Regions from separate parts of the Homo sapiens genome. Here regions 2, 3 and 4 are each linked to region 1. Evidence: read pairs that join two places in POLR2A ChIA-PET (ENCODE). Cell type or tissue: MCF 10A. All regions are shown on one strand.

Region 1 (5,000 bases):
TTTCTATTTTTTCCCAACTTCCTGGAGCTGGTTGGTAGGAAGTCTCATTCATGTCCAGATCCTACCCCATGGGTGCTGGAAGTGAAATAAAGTGCAAAGCATCCAGGACCTAAATTGAGATTATTTAGATTTGAATCCGGTGCTGTCATTTAGGAGGTGCAGGGCTTGGGCAAGCCAAGCACACACACACATGTGCTTGGAACTTTTATTAAGCAGCCTCATGGACATCTTTCCATGTCAAGGCATCAGATTTTTCTCATTTTTCAAGATGTATAGCATTTTATAGTTCTAGTACATAATGAATTATTTGGATATTCCCACTTCATAGATAGTAAGTTTTCTCCCTACCTTTTTAAATTTCAAATACTGCAAATGAACTCATGTTGGGCTTTTGATTTAGTGCAAACATAGTTCAAGGATAAATCCTAGAAGTGTGATTGCTAGGTTAAAAAGTAGGCATTGCCAAAATGTTCTCCAAAAAGGGGGCAGCAATTCTCCTAATAATGCATTATTCTCCTAATAATGCAAAAAACTACCAGTTTCCCATGCCCTTCTCAATACTGGTCTCTCTTTTTTTTTTAATTAACTCACTTAATGGATACTTAAAAATGCTTTGCAATCTTTCAAATACCATGCAAATGTAAGGTATTATGGCCAATAACCTTTTCTAGAAGGCCCCATATCAAAAAGTGGACATCCAAGCCCTTGGGGAGCTTGTACCATCCAGAAGTTTTTACTATATGTCCTGTCATTTTCTGGAAATAATGTTTTTGGCCTTGGATCCTAATTTTTTAGGCCAAAATATCAGTTTTCCAGGATGATGGGGTTGTAAATAATGAATAAGAGAAACCCTCCAGCAAAAGCAGCTATCACCATTCTTAGAGCTTTGCTGGCAAAATAATTGAATTTGATAGCAGATAGGGCCACTTGTGCCACCCAAAATTTTACTGAGCCAGCCTGGCAGGGAATGATTTGCGAGGCCTTTCTCTTACTGTTTCCAAAGACTTTATTTTATCTACTTTCTTTTTCAAGCCTTTTTATTCTTACTATTCATTTGGAAACTGTAAAATTGAGGCTTCAGCATCTACTCACTTTTACTTTTTTTTAAGAAGCACAGGCCTAGTGCAGTGGACTGCAGGGGCCTCCCATGTTGACTTTGAAAACAAAGGAAGTCTGACCCTAAGCTCCTTTTTCCTTCTTATGGAATCCATCCACCCCAACATCACCATCTGGTAAACTCCTAGTCCTCCTTCCAGAACCTAAGGACCATCTTTCAAGTCAGTTCTTTTGTAGAGCCTTACCTACTCTGTCTTCCCACACATTTCATTTTTACCTCTAAGCAATTATGAATTTCCCAATAATTTCCTTGTTTGCATCTTTCCCCATGCCCATCTCCCAGCTATGAATTATTTGGGCTGGACCTGGGTCTCATTTATCTTTATATCTCTAGTTGGTAGTACTTGGTAAGTTTGTTGAATAAATGTTTCTTCATTTTGAATCCTTGCCTGGGTTGGACATAAAACAATAATAACACTCCTAGAATATGTAGCACAAACACCAGCACTCCCCAAATATTCCACAAGCTCCCTCATGCTTCTCAGCCTCCCTTGTATTTATGATGGGGTTATGTGACTAACTCTGGTTCACAGGCAGGTGTGTGAGTAAAGTAATGCTTGGCACTTTCTGTCTGAGGTAGGAAAGAAGGGTGGTGAGTTCCATACATGCCCTCTCTCTTGCCACTATGCCTGGAAACAAAGAACTCTGAAACAGCAAAGGTGCAAGATAGAAACAGCCTAAATGTCTCATCACTGTTGAAGGGTAGCCACCAAGGAGAGCAGCCTGACCTGCATCAGACTGTTCGGAAAGTGAGGAATAGCCTTTGGGATTTGGGAGTTTATTGCCACAGCAAAACTTAGCTTACCCTAACACAGCATATGAATTTCATGATTTGAAAATGTACGTAGAAAAGAAGCTCTTAAAATATGACAGTGTCATTTGATCACGAAACCTTTTCACCTTCATCCCCTAGAACAAGTGAGGGTTGGTACTTTGGATTTTATGACTTCAAAGCAGATTATTTTTTCAAGAGAGCACAGCCATTCCTGTTTCATTGACAGAGATTCCAAGGCATGGAGAAGTGAAAGCACTGGTTTCTGGAATTATGGGTGAAATTAGCAGGAGAACACAGACCCAAATTTCTGACCCCCCTGCTTAGATAGAACTGCTCATCCCCCAACATCAGTGTCCTCTGGGGTTAGTATTCTAGGAATAATATTGACCTACTTAGAAATGGGACAGATTTTACATCTCTAAAGCTAACTCCACTGAAGAATATCTGTTTTGAAGCAACATGGTGGTAAAAAGGTTAACACTAAATTTGAAGTTTATTTCTAGGCAGACATCCTGAGCCCTGGGGGAAAGATTGCAGCTGCCCTGTGGCCCAGATAATGCAATATCAGGGTGAACAAGGACATCTTAGAACATTCTGTTCTCCTCCCCCGAGGCCAATTAAAATCTGTAGGCATCTTTCTGTTGACCAGGCTGACTGACTAATTGAATCAGAATTATGATATTTTCATCAGCTTTCTCTTATCCCTCTCTGCCTTGCCAGCAGACAGAAAGTTTGACAATCATACAACTTCAAGTATATGAGGCCCAGTGAATGGATCTGCTCTCACCTTAAACCACTGAACATTGTACATTAAATAAGATCCCAAAAAGGATGGAACAAGATTGTGGGCAAGGTAGTGTCCCCAGATATTAGTCTCTGTTTATCCACATAAGAAGAAGCTAAATACCAAGACACCACCTTCAGGATGCTTGATGAACAAGAAATCTGTCATTTAGCAGCTGCTATTCCAATAAGTCAGCTCCGTAATTACCTCTGCCTTCCTAATTAACCATCACACTGCCCAACTGAGAAAGCTCCTCATGTTGAAGGACCAAATTCCTGCTGAAGTCTAACAAGGTTCTGTCCATTCTATTAAGCTAGGAGGTATTTTATCCTGCACATCCAAATGGTCTGGTTAGCCTTAGAGACTGCCCCAAACAGTATCAAAGCCTCTGGGAATCAGCTACACATTTCCAGTTGTGTGAGACTTCTCAGCTTGAGTGTGACAACCTCCACATTAGTAACTTCTGTGAAATTATTTCTTTATATCTAAACTGCCTCAGAAGTTAGGCATTTATAGCAGCATTAGTTCCAGCTGTGAGGAAGCTTTGGGTCACAAGATATTAGGAAGGGGTGGGGTGGGGGGAACCTCTGGGACAAAGATTTCAGCCTCAGGACCTGTTTCTGAGTTTTCTAAAAGGAAATCCCCTCAACAAACTAGGCATTGAAGGAGCATACCTCAAAATAATCAGAGCTGTCTATGGCAAACCTACAGCCAACATTATACTGAATGGGAAAAGCTGAAAGTATTTCTCTTGAGAACTGAAGCAAGACACAGATGTCCACTCTCACCACTCCTATTCAACATAGTATTTAGAAGTGCTAGCCAGGCCAATCAGGCAAGAGAAAGAAATAAAAGGCATCCAAATAGGGATGCCTCTTCAGGGAGTCAAACTCTCTCTCTTCACAGCTGATATGATTCTATACCTAGAAAACCCCAAAGACACCACCAAAAGGCTCCTAGAACTGATAAACTTTAGGAAGGTTTCAGGATACACATCAATGTACAAAAATCAGTAGCATTTCTATACACCAATAATGTCCAAGTTGAGAGCCAAGTCAAGGACACAATCCCATTTACAATACCCACAAAAAATTAAAATACCTAGGAATACATCTAACCAAGGAGGTGAAAGATCTCCACAAGGAGAACTACAAAACACTGATGAAAGAAATCATACGTGACATGAACAAATGGAAAAATATTCCATGCTCATGGATTGGAAGAATCAGTATCATTAAATGGCTATACTGTCTAAAGCAATCTACAGATTCAATGCTATTCCTGTCAAACTACCAATGGCATTTTCCACAGAATTAGAAAAAAAAAAAACTATTCTAAAATTCATATGGAACCGAAAAAGAGCCCAAATAGCCAAAGCAATCCTATACAAACACAAAGCCGGAGGCATCACATTATCTGATTTCAACCTATAAGACTATAATAACCCAAACAGCATGGTACTGGTACAAAAACAAACTTATAGGCTGGGTGCGGTGGCTCACACCTTTAATCCCAGCACTTTGGGAGGCCAAGGTGGGCAGATCGCTTGAGGTCAGGAGTTCGAGACCAGCCCCGCCAATGTGATGAAACCCCATCTCCACTAAAAACACAAAAATTAGCCAGGCGTTATGGTGGGCACTTGTAATCCCAGCTACTGGGGAGGCTGAGGCAGGAGAATCGCTTGAACCCAGGGGATGGAGCTTACAGTGAGCCGAGATGGTGCCGCTGCACTCCAGCCTGGGCAACAGAGTGAGACTCCATCTCAAAAAAGCAAAAACAACAAAACAAACAAACAAAAAACACATAGACCAATGGAACAGAATAGAGAACCCAGAAATAAAGTTGCATACCTGCAGCACACCTTTGCCTGATCTTTGATGACATCAGCAAAAATAAGCAATGAGGAAAGGACTCCCCTATTCAATAAATGGTTCTATGACAGCTGGCTAGCCATAGGCAGAAGAATAAAACTCGACCCCTACCTTTCATCATATATAAAAATTAACTCCAGATGGATTAAAGACTTAAATATAAGACCTCAAACTATAAGCATCCTAGAAGAAAACCTAGAAAACACCATTCTGGGCATTAATCTTGGGAAATAATGTATGGCTAAGTCCTCAAAAGCAATTGTAGCAAAAACAAAAATTGACAACTGAGAACTAATTACATTAAGGAGATTCTGCACAGCAAAAGGAAGTAACAGAGTAAACAGACAACCTACGGAATGGGAGAAAGTATTCACAAACTATGCATCCAACAAAGACCTAATATTCAGAATCTATAAAGAACAAAAAAAAAAATTTAAAAGTGGGCAAAAGACAT
Region 2 (5,000 bases), 59 kb before region 1:
ATGGGCTGCATTCAGGTGTCCGTGGATGGTGTGTGTGCAAGTTCAGCTCTGCAGCTTTCTGCAGGCTGCTGGTATCTCCTTGTCCCATCCCTCAGCTCCTAGGGCTGCCCAGGCAATATTGGGAAAATCATGTGGGGCTTCTCTTAGGTGTCCCACTCTGTCCTTCCCATATCCATCTCCCCTGGAGTATTTTCTCCTTTTATTGCCAGATATCCCCAAAATCTCTCTTCTGTTTAGCAAAAACTTTGTTGTGTGTGTGTGAGTTGGAGTCTTGTTCTGTCACTCAGGCTGCAGTGCAGTTTTGCAATTATAACTCACTGCAGCCTCAAGCTCTTGGGCTCAAGGGATCCTCCCATCTCAGCCTCCCTAGTAGCTAGGACTATGGGCACCCACCACCACGCCCAGCTACTTTTTAAACATTTTTAGAGATGAGGTCTCACTATGTTGCCCAGGCTGGTCCCAAACTCCTAGCCTTGGCTTCCCAAAATGCTGTTATTAGAGGCATGAGCCACCGTGCCCAGCCCTAAAATCAATTCTTGAGAATGGACAGTATAACTAAATTTACAGAAAGGTGTACTTCACGGATAAAGCACTTGGATCTTACCCAATAAATAAGAAAAGTAACATTTATTGAGTTCCTAATGTGTGCCAGGGTCTACTATGTTGACGCATTATTAGCAAATTAAATAGGGAAGATGATTGGAGGGTTGGGGTCTCCTACACCTCAGCACCTGTGACACATAGATGATGGCTTCCTCTTCTTCCTCCTAAGATGAGCCTTGCCTGCTGCTTCGTGAAGGACTACACACTTAGTCTTGATTTCAGATCCCCTTCTGGGCAGATCTCAGAACCTCTCTGTGTTTGCTTTTTTCCTACGAGCAACTAGTTCCTTTTGTTCCCAACTCCTTTTCCAAGAGGCACAAAGTTACTTTCTAAACTAGGCCACTGGTTTAAATAGTAACCCCTAGGAAAGAAGAGTTTCCAATGAGTGCTGCCATCTTGACAAACGGCCTTGATTCCAATGCATCCTTCTACCTATGATCTGCATACATGCAATATCAATCTTAATTTACATGTGATTTCAATCTGTATGCAATATTACTTTGTATATGTAACATCACCCTTTTACATGCAATGTGGCAGCAATCCATTTACTCTAAGGGATCATAATGGTTCCTACCTGATAGTGTTGTAGTGAAGATTTAGTGAAATAATACAGGTAATGAACCTACAACAGGGCCCAGCATAGAGCAAGCACTCCACAAAGGTCCTCACTGTTGTCATCACTTTCCCTTCTGAACAGACTGTTGATAGTGTGATGTTCCTCAGACTACCTTCATTAGCTCCAACCTGCCCAATATCCTCCATCCCTCCCTCTACCCACAGACTCTCCCTTCTTCCTCTTTCCATAGAGTTTCTATCAATGGTAGTGGTGGTGGTAGTAAGAGCAGAAACAGAATTAAGAATAAATGGAAAGGTATTTCATGTTGCCTAGTTAGCCATAACTAATTATAATTGTTTCCTTAGCATCAATAAACATGAAAGACTTCTGGCTGTAAAGGCATGTCAGGCACTGCTCCAGCTGGAGTTTCCAGCCCTCTCCTTGCTTCCTGTCACATATAACTGCAGGCTGCCGCTAGACACTGTGGCTTCTTGTTAGACCTGCTTTGTGTGAACTTTGCTGTCATTGGGAATTTAATCATCTTTCTGAGGCAGGGACCACTGCTTTGTTAATCTGAACCAAGTTGTGATGTCAGAAAGGAAAACTACCAAAGTTTGGTCCCAATGTTATGAATAACTACTTAAGGTGCTCTGTCTCTGTCTAAAGAAAGAAAAACACAGTGATCCTAAATGTAAGTAATTCATCATGACATAAAGAGAATTAAAGGAAAATTAACTTTGTAGCATAAAACAGCAGTGACATATAAACCTACAAAACGAGTAGAAAAGATACTCAGGTTAAAATTATGGGTTTAGAGGAGGTCCATGGAGTGAACTTAAAATAAATGTATAGTTACAGAAAGGGTTGAGAATCTCTCAGGCACTTTAGCCTCTGGCTGTCCTAGACTATGGGATGCTGTTTATGTTCTATGCTAGGACAAAACCAAACAGGCCCACTGGAAGCAAGCCAGGTCACTGGTGATATTCCTAGGCCTGGCTGCAGGAACCTTTGGCGGATACATGCCCTTCCTTTGTTTGGAGAAAAATGTTATCCTCTCTTACCCTCTGCTCTTGACTAAACAGATTCTATACCATCATCCCCTTAGGAAAAATGGGCAGGATCCAATCCCAGTTTTCTGTCTGTGTAATGCAGGCATTAGGAGCCACTGGGCAGCACAGCCTAGCGTTCTCATTTTCTTTTTAATATAATAGCTTTTTTGCAAAGAACGTAAAAGCAGTTGTGCAGCTACATTTGGCTTTAGCAAAAGGAGAAATCTGTGAAAATTTAAAAATCAACACAGAACAAGGGGGACTTTATTTGATTTTTAAAGGATTGTTGTCAAGGTACCTTGTATCTGGGTGGGAAGAAAGAGACTATCAGGTTTAGGCTGAGAGTTACATTTGACTCTGCTTAGTGGGGCTTCTGTCCAATTTCTTAATACCCTGGTGTCAGAGAGACAGGGGCTCCCCTGAGACAATTTCAGGTTTGTTTGGTGCTTTGAGAGGCCAGGCTGGGGAGAGGTTCAAGGAGGTGCCTGTTACCACCAATAAGAACAAGGGATGCATTTCCAGGGGCTTGGTTTGGAGTTGGATGGAGTCTACCTTCCACAGGGACACTGGCTATTTGGGGACAGATATAGGCTACCAAGGTCAAGTGCTTAATCCTCAATCCAACACTTCAATGCTTCTTTCAATAGACCAAATTTCCTCATACTCACCCAAGTACTTCCAGATTTAAGAGGGCACTAACATGTAGTGTTAGTGAACCCAATAATATGTATATTACTATGGATGGATGGAGGAATGTCAATGCCAATAGCTAGTCACAGGACACAAGTTCTTTGCTAGTAGAGTTAGGTGAAAAATAATCTAGGCTCATGAGTGTCAAATGGGCCCAGCTAGTGATTTAGGGTAGGTCATTGGTGAAATGGCAGGTTTGAGGGATTAAGTTCAGTAGATTCAGGATGTTTTCATATTCATGCAGGAAATACATAAGAGGAGAGCACCAGGGATGATTCTAAGTGTTACACATGGCACAACACCCAAGTAAATAGATTGAATTAGTGATTTTAAAACTTCTCACCAAAAAAATTCATGCAGGGGAGTTTCATCTTCTCACAGGCTGCCTGGATTCACCTGAGACAGGGGGCAGGCTGGGAGAGGGCCATTGAGTTTTAGTGGATGGAGTCTATAGCTTCTGATCTGACTCTCCACTGAGGTAGTAGAAGTCTTTGGTGCCCAGGAAATTAGAATGAATGGGAGATGACAAGGTCATTGTTGAGACTGTTTCCTGTGCAGGGATCAAGTTACTTTAGAACCTGGATCTCTCAGAATGAATTGCTCAGGTCTCTGAACCTCAAACCAAATAGATGAGCTTTATATTTAGGCTGCACATTTCAAGATTGAAATCAAAATTGTCATTTTGACTACAGTGTCTCTTACCTGGAGCTATGGCAAACAGGAAGGAAAAAGGTGATATGGGGCTTCACTGGAGCATCTAGAAGAGTAAGAAGAATGACCACTCTCATTTGACACCTTTATAACAGCTGCTGTGTTATGATTAGATACATCAATACGATGAAATATTTCATCTTCTTATGAGGTTCCCAGACTTTTTCAGTTTTGTTAAGAAACAAATAATCAGAATAGTTAAATAACCCTTCCAAAGCAGGTGACAGAGCCAAGATTTGAATCCAGGGTTTAGATACTACAGCCCATCTTCTTCTTCTAGAGCTACCAAGGGATTAATAGCATATCACACCTAGGCGTGCTATGGTGGGAAGCAGAATGCCAGGGGAACGTGTACTTCATTCAAGTCATTGCAAATTAGTTTATTTGGGTAATCTCTTCTGGCACATCATTTAGCAATAGCAGAGGATTTAAATTAGATTTTCTTTAAGGGGATGTCTATGACCAGATTCTTGCTTGAAGACCTTCAAGGCAGGCACTAGTGGTGGGGCCTGACATCTACAGCATGTCCTTGTGAAGGAGAATCTGAGCTGGCCCCTCTACCTTCTGAGTTACTATGCTAAGAAGGGAAACAGACAAACAGCAGGAGGTTGCAGTTCCCAGAAGAGGCATTGTTCTTCTTCAACCACCTCTGCTGTCTGCCCTGTTACCTAAACAAGTATTACTCCAAATACCTGAAATAGTCATCTTCCAGGAATACACCTGATACTTGCAAAACAGGACAGGCTTCTGTCCATAGGACTTCAAGATGCAAGTAGGTTTTGGGTTTTCTCTGCATGCCTGATTGGTGCTTGTTGTTTCCCTAACACCAGTTCATTTTCTGATTCTTTTCTCTTTGGCCAAGTGCCTCCTTTTCACACTGTGTTAGTAACAACCATTGGGGAGACCAGTGGCATGCATGGCTGGCTTGCATAGATCCCACTCTTCAACTTCATGTTCGAGCATATGCCATCTATTACATCTCCCCATTCTGTGAGTGATGTTGCAATCAATACAAATAAACTTCAGGGGCCCTCGGCTATAGGTAAACTGTGCCAGCATAAATCGATGAGGTGTTGAGAAACTCTATGTCACATACTCTGATGCTCTGTAATTCTACTTTTCTGGCTACCAGAGCCCTCCCACAGATTCCAGGGCTTGGTTCAGAAATCTCCCTGCCTTTCCCAACTTGGCTCACAATGATCCCACCCAGAAATGTGGACTTCTCAGGAGAGACAATGGAACAATGGGAACTATGAGGGCTGCGTTATTCTCACTATTTGACTCAATCTGAACTGTGTCCACTGTAACAGTTAAGGTGTAGGCAAATCTCTCTCAAAATCATCCCTGGACCACCAGCATCAGAATTAGGCACCTGCTAAAAATGTAGA
Region 3 (5,000 bases), 70 kb after region 1:
TAAGCTATTAATTACAGCTCGTTAATATATTTTCAGAGAGAAATATCACATACACATAACCCATATGAACATATAGACACACAGACAGAAGCAGGTCTTATAGCTTTTATAAGATTATTTATTTCTCAATGTTAAAATAGTTTCTCTCTCCATTTTATACCATAAATCTCCCAATCATCTGTTTCATTGCCCTAAATAATAATTAGGCAACCCTAAATTTGCACTTTCGAAGACACGACTCTTAGGTAAAACAAAGTAGAAAATTTATATCTCAAAGGCACAGAACTTAGATCTCAACACCATTACTTCCCCAGACAAAGAACAGCATAGATATAGGTCCAGTTGAGACAAAATGGCCAGGAAAAGCACCTTAAAGGTAAGGTTTATTATGTAAACTTTATACCCATGTCTTCACCATTGTAAAGTTTTTAGGGGTTTAGGTGAATAGAGGGACAGGCCCTTACAAATGGAGGTTTTCATTATAGAGATAAATATCTTTTACAAAAAGTTTCAAAATAGCCAGTCAAATGTCAAAAGTTGAATTTTTTGGACCATATAGTTGATAGGTAGTCTTTTGAATTTATCTTACTTGTTAGTTAGATTACTGACTTCAGGATGAAGCCCTGTAACTAACATGGCAAAAAGGCATTTTCTATGCCTGGATTCAAGAATAGAACTTGATTTCATATTCCCTACAATATAAATTTTCTTCTTTATCCAAAGGAGTGGTTGTCCTATAATAGTGGGGTTGAAAATGGAAATAGTGGCTCTGGTGTCTACCTAGATTGGATAACAACCGGTAGAAGGTTAGAGCAGCTCCCTCTAAGGCCCATCAATCCTGATAGTTAACATGGAAATTATCAGGGAGTGAAAAGGCTGTTTTTAGGGACTTTCCTTGAAATTTTGGGAGTAGCCTCTTTTCCAATGTCCTGGTTGTTTGCACCAATAGCAACTGCTGTTTTAGGGGTTGCTTGTTGAAGAAGTGCTCTGGGGTAGACCCAAAGGCCATTCTAGGTTGTTGGTTGGCGTGGAGCTGAAACACATTGGAAATGGCTTTCAAATGCTCAATTGTGATTTTTCAGGTTTTGTTAGGCCTATACATGGACCAGGTAGGAGCTTGTCCAGTAATACCATTCTGCCTCTTTTATCCATTTCTGGGCTTCACCAGTTTTCACTAGTATGTGAATTAATTGGTAAAGATCAAATATCTTGAGGTCATAAATTTCAATTAAGACCTTGAATTCTTCAGAAACCTTTTGAAGGCCTTCCCTAGATTTAGCAAAATTTTTAACTATGGCGCTGAGTTCTATTATCACCTAGGGAGTGTAAGTCACTCTGGGATTATTTCCTGAATTTTTGAGTGGCTTTAAGCAAACTGTTTAATTGTGGTTTTATTTTGTTTTGTTTTGTTTTGTTTTCAGAGGAGAAAGCCAAGTCAGACTGAGAGTTAGTAGACTAAATACTCAGGCAAAGTGGGATAGAGAGGAGCAGTAGGAATTCTGTCAGTTTTACTGTTCTTGATGTGGATGATATCTTGCATTTTTAGCTTTTTTGTATGTGTGTGATGGCGTCTCGCTCTGTCGCCCAGGCCAGAGTGAAGGGGTGCGATCTTGGCTCACTGCAACCTCTGCCTCCCGAGTTCAAGTGATTCTCCTGCCTCAGCCTCCTGAGTAGCAGGGACTACAGGCGCATGTCACTATGCCCAGCTAATTTTTGTATTTTTAGTAGAGACAGGGTTTCACCATATTGGCCAGGCTTGTCTCAAACTCCTGACCTCGTGATCCGCCCACCTCGGCCTCCCAAAGTGCTGGGATTACAGGCATGAGCCACTGCACCCAGCCTTTTTAGCTTTTTATTAGTTCTTCACAATTAATTTAAAAAAAGTTAGAATTCTGTCTCTTTGAGGCTTCTGAATGCTATTAATAATTAGAATGACATTCTCTCTGCTAAATTTGAGAGACTTGAGATTTAAGTATGCTTGTCAAATGAACAGCCTTATTCATCTGGAATGTTCCATATAATGGCCCTGTAATTCTGAATTATCTTTAGTAAGATTTTGCCACTTTTGTAAATATTTGCAGCTTCCAAGGTCATAGCTCCTAGACATGAAAAAGGCAAGTACACCAGAAGGCGAAGTACTCAGATATTTATAAATTAAGGATCCCATTTTTATGTATGATCTTGGGTCTCTTAGAGCTGACATGGCTTTAGCTATAAGACCTCAGCATATAAGAAGAGAAAAAAATAAAGAGCCCCCCTTCAGTAATAACTACTTATTGTAACTGCCATCAGTTACCTTAAAAACTGCAGCTTTTTTGCCAGTGACTCATCAGTCACCACAAACCGAAAGGTCATGTGCCCTGCCACAGCACAAAGCAACCCTTGGTAACACACAGTCAAGTGCTCTTTCACTATATAAACTAACCCTTTGTACCCCAAAGGCCAAAGATATTAGGGAGCTCAAATGCAAAAGACAACAGAGCTCCAACCTGAGAGGAACTTACTTATGACTCCTGGAGCTCCATGAGAAAGACAGAGGAACCCCTTCACCCCCGCCCCTCCAAAAGGGACTACAGCATTTTTCCTATGTTTCTCAGAAGGTCTCAGGGTTTTCAGCAGTCTCCTTCAGTTTCCTTTGTGGTCACCAGATTTGCCAAAGGACAAAATTACACGTTTAGTTTGAAGATCTCGACTAGCTTTATTGCAATTCTAGGATTGGGCAATGTCTCATTCCATAAAATAGAATAAGTGTCCCAAAGAGTTGAGCAGAGGGGATTCATTTTATAGACAGAGGGGGTTGAAGAAACCAGAAGCAAAGAACAAAATGTGGACTCGTCCTTTGAAAGTTACCTCCCTTACAAGGTGAGAACAAGGAAACAGAACAATAGAGAAATAACAGATTTGTTAGCATCAGGTTACGTCGGGTTACTTTTGTTGTAAGGATTAAAACAGAGGGAACTTCGTTATCCTGCTCATTAAAGACGGAAACTGGTCTGCTTGGAACATTGGCTGTTACTGCTCTGTCCTGATTTTGGGGAAGATGAAATAACAACTTATTTTCAGTTTGGTGATATGGAACTTTGGCATGGGTGACTCCATTTTGATTTTTAGTCTGGTCTGTTGGGGCCTAATACAAAACAATAGCCTTTCATAATTTTTACTTAACATTAGGAAATAAGACACAAAGCTCATATCTTTATCAAATCTAAGGGTCTTTGGTCCATTGACCATTCATGTGCACTCCTTTTGACATTTTTCCCAGGCTGACTGTGAATTTAGCATAGTTCTGATTCTTTACTTGCAATAACAGCAGTTACTCTGTGACAGGCACTCTTCTCAGCGCTTTTCACCCAGTAACTCATTTAATCCATACAAGGTCCTGTAATAAAGGGACTATGGTCTACATCTTAAACGGGCAGTACCTGTGCAAGGTTGGTGAGATCGTTCTCCCAAGCTTGCACAGCAAGAAGGATCAGGATTTGAACTCAGACCCAGGACCCAGATGCTTGACCGATTAAGCCAGAGCAGCCTCAGAGCCCAAGTTCCAGAAAGTGTAGGGGAGAAAACAATAAATTTTCTCTTTCACCTTGATGAGTTTTTTCTGAGCTTCTCTGTAAAAAAGACAAATTAACAAGAGAAAAACAAACAGAATTCTGATAAAATGTGTACCTATGGGAGACAACCCAGAGAAATGAGTAAATCTCTGCAGCAGATCTCAAAGAATTATCCTAGACCTCACCCTTAAGTACTATCCTTCTCTGAAACAAAGAGAGAAGGCTGAGGGGAATGATGCAATTAAGAAATGTTGGCCATGGCTGGGCATGGTGGCTCACACCTGTAATCTCGGCACTTTGAGAGGCTGAGGCAGGCAGATCACAAGGTCAGGAGTTCGAGACCAGTCTGGCCAACATGTTGAAACTCCATCTCTACTAAAAATACAAAAATTAGCCAGGCGTGGTGGTGGTTGCCGGTAATCCCAGCTATTCAGGAGGCTGAGGCAGGAGAATTGCTTGAACCCAGGAGGCAGAGGTTGCAGTGGGCCAAGATCATGCCACTGCATTCTGGCCTGGGTGACAGAGTAAGACTCTGTCTCAAAAAAAAAAAAAAAAAAAAAGAAAAAGAAAAGTTGGCCAGGAAAAGCACCGTTAAAGAAGCATAATATTTGATAACTAGATTTAAGTTGATGCCTTCTCTAGGGAATTAGTTCTTCTTTTCTTTCTGATGCAGAAAGGAGACACCCTTACAATGGAGGTTTTCTTTACAGATGTAAATTTATCTTATGAAATCATAACTGTTTTCAAAACTAATTTGTTTTCAAAGCTTCTCTGTGTTTGCTATTTCCCAAAATAGCTCAAAATAATCCTTAGGCCAAAAAGGCATATTTGGGGTAGTATGTCCTGAGCCCCATCATTAGTCATCTTTATTACCCTGGCCAAAGGTCTCCTTGCTCATGACAGTCAAAGACTAAAGGACAGAGGGAACTTTTTAATAATGAGAGTTTGCTGACATGCACACACGTGTCATCCACTTTCTGATTAAAAAAAACAGAGAATACATTACTGTGGCCCAAACCTGACATTTTAAGCCATTTGAGATACCCAATAGTCTAGAAAGAATGCTCCTGAGAATTAAAATGAAAGAAATGTCTCCAACCAAATTAGAGACTACTAAATGAATCTTATTAAGAAGCCAAGTGGAAACCCTATCTCAGAGAACAAATTAGGACATAGAAATCAAATTGCCGGCCGGGCGCGGTGGCTCACGCCTGTAATCCCAGCACTTTGGGAGGCCGAGGCGGGCGGATCACGAGGTCAGGAGATCGAGACCATCCTGGCTAACACGGTGAAACCCCATCTCTACTAAAAATACAAAAAAAAAATTAGCCGGGCGTGGTAGCGGGCGCCTGTAGTCCCAGCTACTTGGGAGGCTGAGGCAGGAGAATGGCGTGAACCCGGGAGGCGGAGCTTGCAGTGAGCCGAGATCGCGCCACTGCACTCCAG
Region 4 (5,000 bases), 52 kb before region 1:
TAATCCACACGAGCACACTATGAGGCAGGTACTTATTATTGCCGCTTTTCAAATGTGGAAGGTGAGGCACACGGCAGTTAAATAACTTGCCTAGGCTCATACTCCTGCTAAATCTTACAGCCAGGATTAAAACCAAGGCGGTCTGACTTCAGAGCCTGTGCCCTGAACCACAAAACCATGCTGCCTCTCTGAGTATGAAGAGTTTCTATACTTAAGTTTGCGCCTCTGTTTCCTTTCGTTATTCATTTTTTATCAACAGACATTCAGAGTGTCAAGCGCTGGTGGCGAGAAGCTGAATAAGACTGCTTCTCCTTTCGAGCAGGAACATGGGAGGTCTACAGAACAGGGGAGTGACAGATCCCTGCAATATATGTGAGAGGCAGAATAGGAGGTAGGAATAAAGTGCCCTGGAAAGACAGAGCAGGAAGAGACATTTCAGGAAGTTTTTGGAAAACTTCCTGGATGAGGTCACAGTTAAGCCTGTCAAATAGCAGGTACTTAATAGGTCTTTTGAATGAATGGCAATAGAAATTCATCAAGAAGAGAAAATGATGATAAATAAAAGAAACACCAAGGGCAGATAGTGGCTCTTGACTTTGTTCCCCATTTTGAGACCCCATTTGTGTATAGCAGGTGGGCAGCAGAATGGGAGTTCTTGAGATTTAACTCTCGTGAGGTTCCCTGGGTCCCTGTGTGCCTGAGTCAGGACCTAAATGTGGCTGAGAGTCCAGCTCACCGGTGGAGGGGAGGAAAGGTTCCTTTTCTTTGCACATCCATCGCTAGGTTCATGGGTAAGGTGCCCCTTACGAAAGACAGATTTACAAGAGAAAGGTATACAAATGTATTAATGTAAGTTTTATGTGGATGGAAGCCTTTGGAAACGAAGACCCAAAGAAAGAGAGAAGCTTGTTTATTTTTATGCTTGGGTTGATGAAGAGTGGATAGTCATGGAGAAATATGATTGGAGGACAAAAAGGTGTGATCTGATGGTAACAACCTTGGGGGAACTTAGCAAGACCTCCTTGTTCAGATTCTTCCTGGCCTCTGTGTCTTTGAGGATAAGGATGTTCCTTTCCTCTAGGTATAGAGATGGCACCTTTTTTTTTTTTTGAGACTGAGTCTCTTTCTGTCACCCAGGCTGGAGTGCAGTGGTGTGATCTCAGCTCACTTCAACCTCTGCCTCCCGGGTTCAAGTGATTCTCCTGCCTCAGCCTCCCAAGTAGCTGGGACTACAGGTGTGTGCCACCACGCCTGGCTAATTTTTTGTGTTTTTAGTAGAGACAGGGGTTTCACCTTGTTAGCCAGGATGGTCTCGATCTCCTGACCTCATGATCTGCCCACCTCGGCCTCCCAAAGCGCTGGGATTACAGGCATGAGCCACTGCACCCGGCCTGAAGGCACCTCTTGAATGAGGATCTTGTGGTCTCTTTCAGGTGGTCAGAAAATTCTGTCTAGGTTTGATAGTCTGCTTTAGGGGAGAAGGGCAAGAGGAGGTCAGAGAGTGTCCTTACTGCTTCTGCTGTTTTCTAAAATGCCAAGGGGCCATATTTTGGAGCAGCCTGTCCTGAACTCCAACAGCAAAGGTAGAACAGGGCAGAGTGATAGCCTGGTCAGGAAGTGAATGAATGGGACTCACAGCCACACTGATTGTCTCTAGTGACACCAAGAGCTCAGGTGAGGCTAAATCAGCCAGGAACCCCCAGGGGCCCAAAGAGGATGGTCAGGAGTAGGAGGAAGACATCACAAGTCATAGAAAAGAGATAGGAGGGCCGTTTTCTCTGCATATGCCAGTTATAACAGTTGAATTTGCACTCCCCAGTACTCCTAGAGACTCTAACATTGTGAGAAAGCCAATTCTTTCAGAATGTGGAAGACTCGTCAGTTGGACCTGCCAAATCCACCTGTATACTTTGCTATAGTATCAGAAATGATTCTTTTTTATTTTCTCTCTCCCCAAGGACCAAGATGGATTTCCAGCCTGGATGTTTTGGCGGGGATTCTACCCAGCGGTGGGGGGAAGAACCACGTGCCCTTCCAACCTTGCGTCAGCAATCCCATGAGGCCCGCCATGAGTCACTGCCAGTGGCCCAGACTCAGTTGTGTGGAGTCTCACACCCTGGGGCGAAACTAGCTAAGTTCATGGGTCTTTCCTGTCTGTGTTCTCAGTGACTCACCCGAAACAGATAATAACAGTGAGGTTGGGCACACCATGTGACTGGTGCCAGCCAGAACAGGTCATGCTGTTAACCCTTGGATCCCAGGCCACCAACTGCTGACTCCCAGGCCCTGGGACAGGCCCATGACACACTTGAGTGGTATCTCCTTCCTATCTCTCTGGGATACTTGGTCAAGGTTTCAGTTTTGGAAATATGACCTTCCCTTGTAAAGGATCTCAAACTTGGGGTGGTTACTGATAGAGACTGCATCAATAACTATTACCCAGGAGGGGCCCATTGTCCTAAAACACCACCAGAGCACAAGTGAGGAGTTTTCATTCATCAAATTGGGTGTTCTTCAAAGTTTGCCAAGGTGCAGATCCTGACCCCTTTCCTGGTTCTTTCCATCAGTTGGGTGATTCCCAAAGTCTGGGGAAAGAAAGAGAAAGGAGGAATTTAAGAATGGAACAGATGATTTCTCCCACCTCAGACAAGCAGACTGTGAGCTCACCGTGTATCTTAAGTATTTGTGGGCAGGGTCCCAGGCAGGACTGTAACATGTCAGCATATGACTTAAAGGCTTGGTGACAGAACAAGGATCCACCCAGCTCAGCTGCCCTGCCAGGGTGTTCTCATTGCCTCGCCAGCTTCAGATCACTCCCCAGGGATGCTGCATTCATTATGAAAACCTCTGGTCAAGGTTGAAAGCCTGCAGGATATGTACTATGACCTCATAATTCACATGGGATAGTCCAGAGGTCTCTAAGACTCTCCAAAATATTATTATGATGCAACCTTTACCCCATAATATGTGACAGAGCATAACTCAAAATTTAAGTGATCCTTTGCTGACCCTTAATGAGGTTAAAGTGAAAAAACAAAACAAACAAACAAACAAAAGACAAGATGAGCTGAGATGCTGAGGCTGGGCAGTGATCTGAGTGCTGAGGGTTGCTGATTCTTCAAGATACACATTGCTCCAGGTCATGGGGCAGGGTGTATATGTACATATGTGTGTGAGTGTGAGAGAGTGGGGGACTGGGTAGGAGACTGGAGTAGGGAGAGGGATGGGACATGTTGCTATGGAGAGAGAGCAGTGAAACAGGCAGTACGAAAGAATACGATCATGTCAGACAGTCGAGGATCTGGGTCTCAGCCCTGACATTCACTACCCAGGTGGCTTTGACAATTCATGAGTCTTCTCTCTTTCACCTGTAAAGTGGGGTAACAAAGGTAGATTTGTTAAGTGAGGAGATAATATGTGTAATTGCCTAGGAGAGTTCTAGTCACATAGCAGATCATCAGTGGAGGTCCACTCCAATGATGACTGACAACTAGCTGAGAAGTGAATGAGCAAGCCAGGCCAGAAAATTTTATGAACAGTGAAAACTGCAGCCCAAAGTTCTGTGTATTTCTCAACAGGAAAACAGCTGTATCCTATTTTATGGTGTACAAATACTTTCACTTATGTCACCTCATTCTTCCTCTCAGAAACCCTCTAAGGAATTTATTGTAGTGATGAGGAAACTGAGGCCCAAGACCACACAGTCGGCAAGGCTGGAACTGGACCCTAAGTCCTATGCATCTTTATGCTACCCCATGAGGGAGCAGCTGCAAGTCATGAACACACGTCCATCATGCAGCATCATGGGTGTGGCACCCAAAGGATGAGCTGGAAAATGAAACATTATAAAGATTTTGTGTTAACTGCAGAAACTCTAGAAACCAGGCATTGATTCCTCCACTCCAGAAATATTTATTGAGGATCTACAATGTGCTGGGCACTGATCCCAATGCTGAGGATATGTCAATGAACCAACTAAACAAAGCCCGGATTCCTAAGAGACAACAGTAAACAATAAGCATAGTAAGTGAGTAAAGTGTGTCGTATTTTAGAGGGTGTTAAGTGCTTTGGGAAGAGGAAGGAGTAGAGCAGAGTAAGAAGGATCTGGATTGCAGGCCACAGGATGGTTGCAATTTAAAGTAAGTTAATCCAAGTCAACCAGACTAGGGAAAAGATTTAAGTTGGGGGTCAAGGGAGTGAGGAGTGAATACCCAGAAGCAGAGTGTTCCAGGCAGAAAGGAAAGTCAGAGTCAAGTCCTAAGGCAGGCAGATGCCTGGCATATTTGGGGAAACTTCAACACCCAGAGCACAGTGCTGGCACCATGAAGATTGATGGATTGATTATGATGGTGGATCACCAGCCCACAAGCTCAGTTTTATGGTTTCTAGAAAGTCTATTCAAGACTACAAGGCCCTTCCACTGATACACTCACAAATCTGAGCCTCTTGGGCCAGTACATTGAATGAGATAGTATCGTTTTAGTAAGGATTCTTTTCTCTATCAAGGGAATCTTTTCAATAGTGAATTGTGTTCTTGTACTTAAAATATTTCATCTCTAAAGGTTCCATTGATGTCTGACTCTGCAGAAATGACTTGGTGGTATAGACAGGACCCTGATATAGGGATCTCTATTGATGACACTTGACCTGCTGCTGTTTAGTTATATGTTCCATAAAGGCAGCCCGTAGGTCCCATCTCTTTACTCAGGCACTGAAGTGTTCCCTGCATCTGGCGCCTCTTGTCCCTACATCCTTACCTCCTCTGCTGTCTTTTACACATCCCTCACTATAAGTCAAGCTAGAAACCTGTGCTCTCCAAATCCTGCCAGAACTAATTCAGAAGAAAAACATTTTATCGCATAAAAGTTTGTATATAACAATTAAGCATGCATTGAAATCTATATTTGCATTTAATTTTCTGATAGCTTGAAAACTAATGTAAAACATTTTTAAATCTTTTTAGCAAATAAAGTTTGCCCCAGCCCCCTCCAGACAGTGTG

What was found. ChIA-PET counts read pairs that join two places held together with the same protein. Peaks named below come from ENCODE experiments on the same cell type or tissue, not always from the same donor. Only the 100,000 strongest peaks of a DNase experiment are listed, where the experiment ranks them.
Region 2: POLR2A ChIA-PET joins it to region 1 with 46 read pairs; 2 of 35 experiments call an interaction of 5 or more read pairs at or near these places.
Region 3: POLR2A ChIA-PET joins it to region 1 with 11 read pairs; 3 of 35 experiments call an interaction of 5 or more read pairs at or near these places.
Region 4: POLR2A ChIA-PET joins it to region 1 with 38 read pairs; 3 of 35 experiments call an interaction of 5 or more read pairs at or near these places.

The regions. Positions count from the first base shown.
Region 1 is chr1:221,889,450-221,894,449 of GRCh38, forward strand. The region is part of intron 2 of LOC124904517 (a long non-coding RNA gene); the gene reads left to right. Among named protein-coding and RNA genes, the nearest start is that of LINC01655, 51 kb to the left of the region's middle. In MCF 10A, a CTCF peak has its summit at 2,807; a DNase peak (open chromatin) is centred at 2,492.
Region 2 is chr1:221,830,689-221,835,688 of GRCh38, forward strand. LINC01655 (long intergenic non-protein coding RNA 1655) reads right to left here. Exons shown (of 4, transcript NR_125989.1): 3 at 3,604-3,658. Among named protein-coding and RNA genes, the nearest start is that of LINC01655, 7.5 kb to the right of the region's middle. In MCF 10A, no CTCF peak of the experiment used is centred here; DNase peaks (open chromatin) are centred at 2,133 and 4,363.
Region 3 is chr1:221,959,509-221,964,508 of GRCh38, forward strand. The region is part of intron 1 of LINC02257 (long intergenic non-protein coding RNA 2257); the gene reads right to left. Among named protein-coding and RNA genes, the nearest start is that of LINC02474, 4.4 kb to the right of the region's middle. In MCF 10A, no CTCF peak of the experiment used is centred here; a DNase peak (open chromatin) is centred at 2,363.
Region 4 is chr1:221,837,869-221,842,868 of GRCh38, forward strand. It overlaps LINC01655 (long intergenic non-protein coding RNA 1655), which reads right to left and starts at 2,798. Exons shown (of 4, transcript NR_125989.1): 1 at 2,668-2,798; 2 at 2,440-2,585. RefSeq lists enhancers at 1,483-2,682, 1,499-1,578, 1,949-1,998. In MCF 10A, no CTCF peak of the experiment used is centred here; a DNase peak (open chromatin) is centred at 2,133.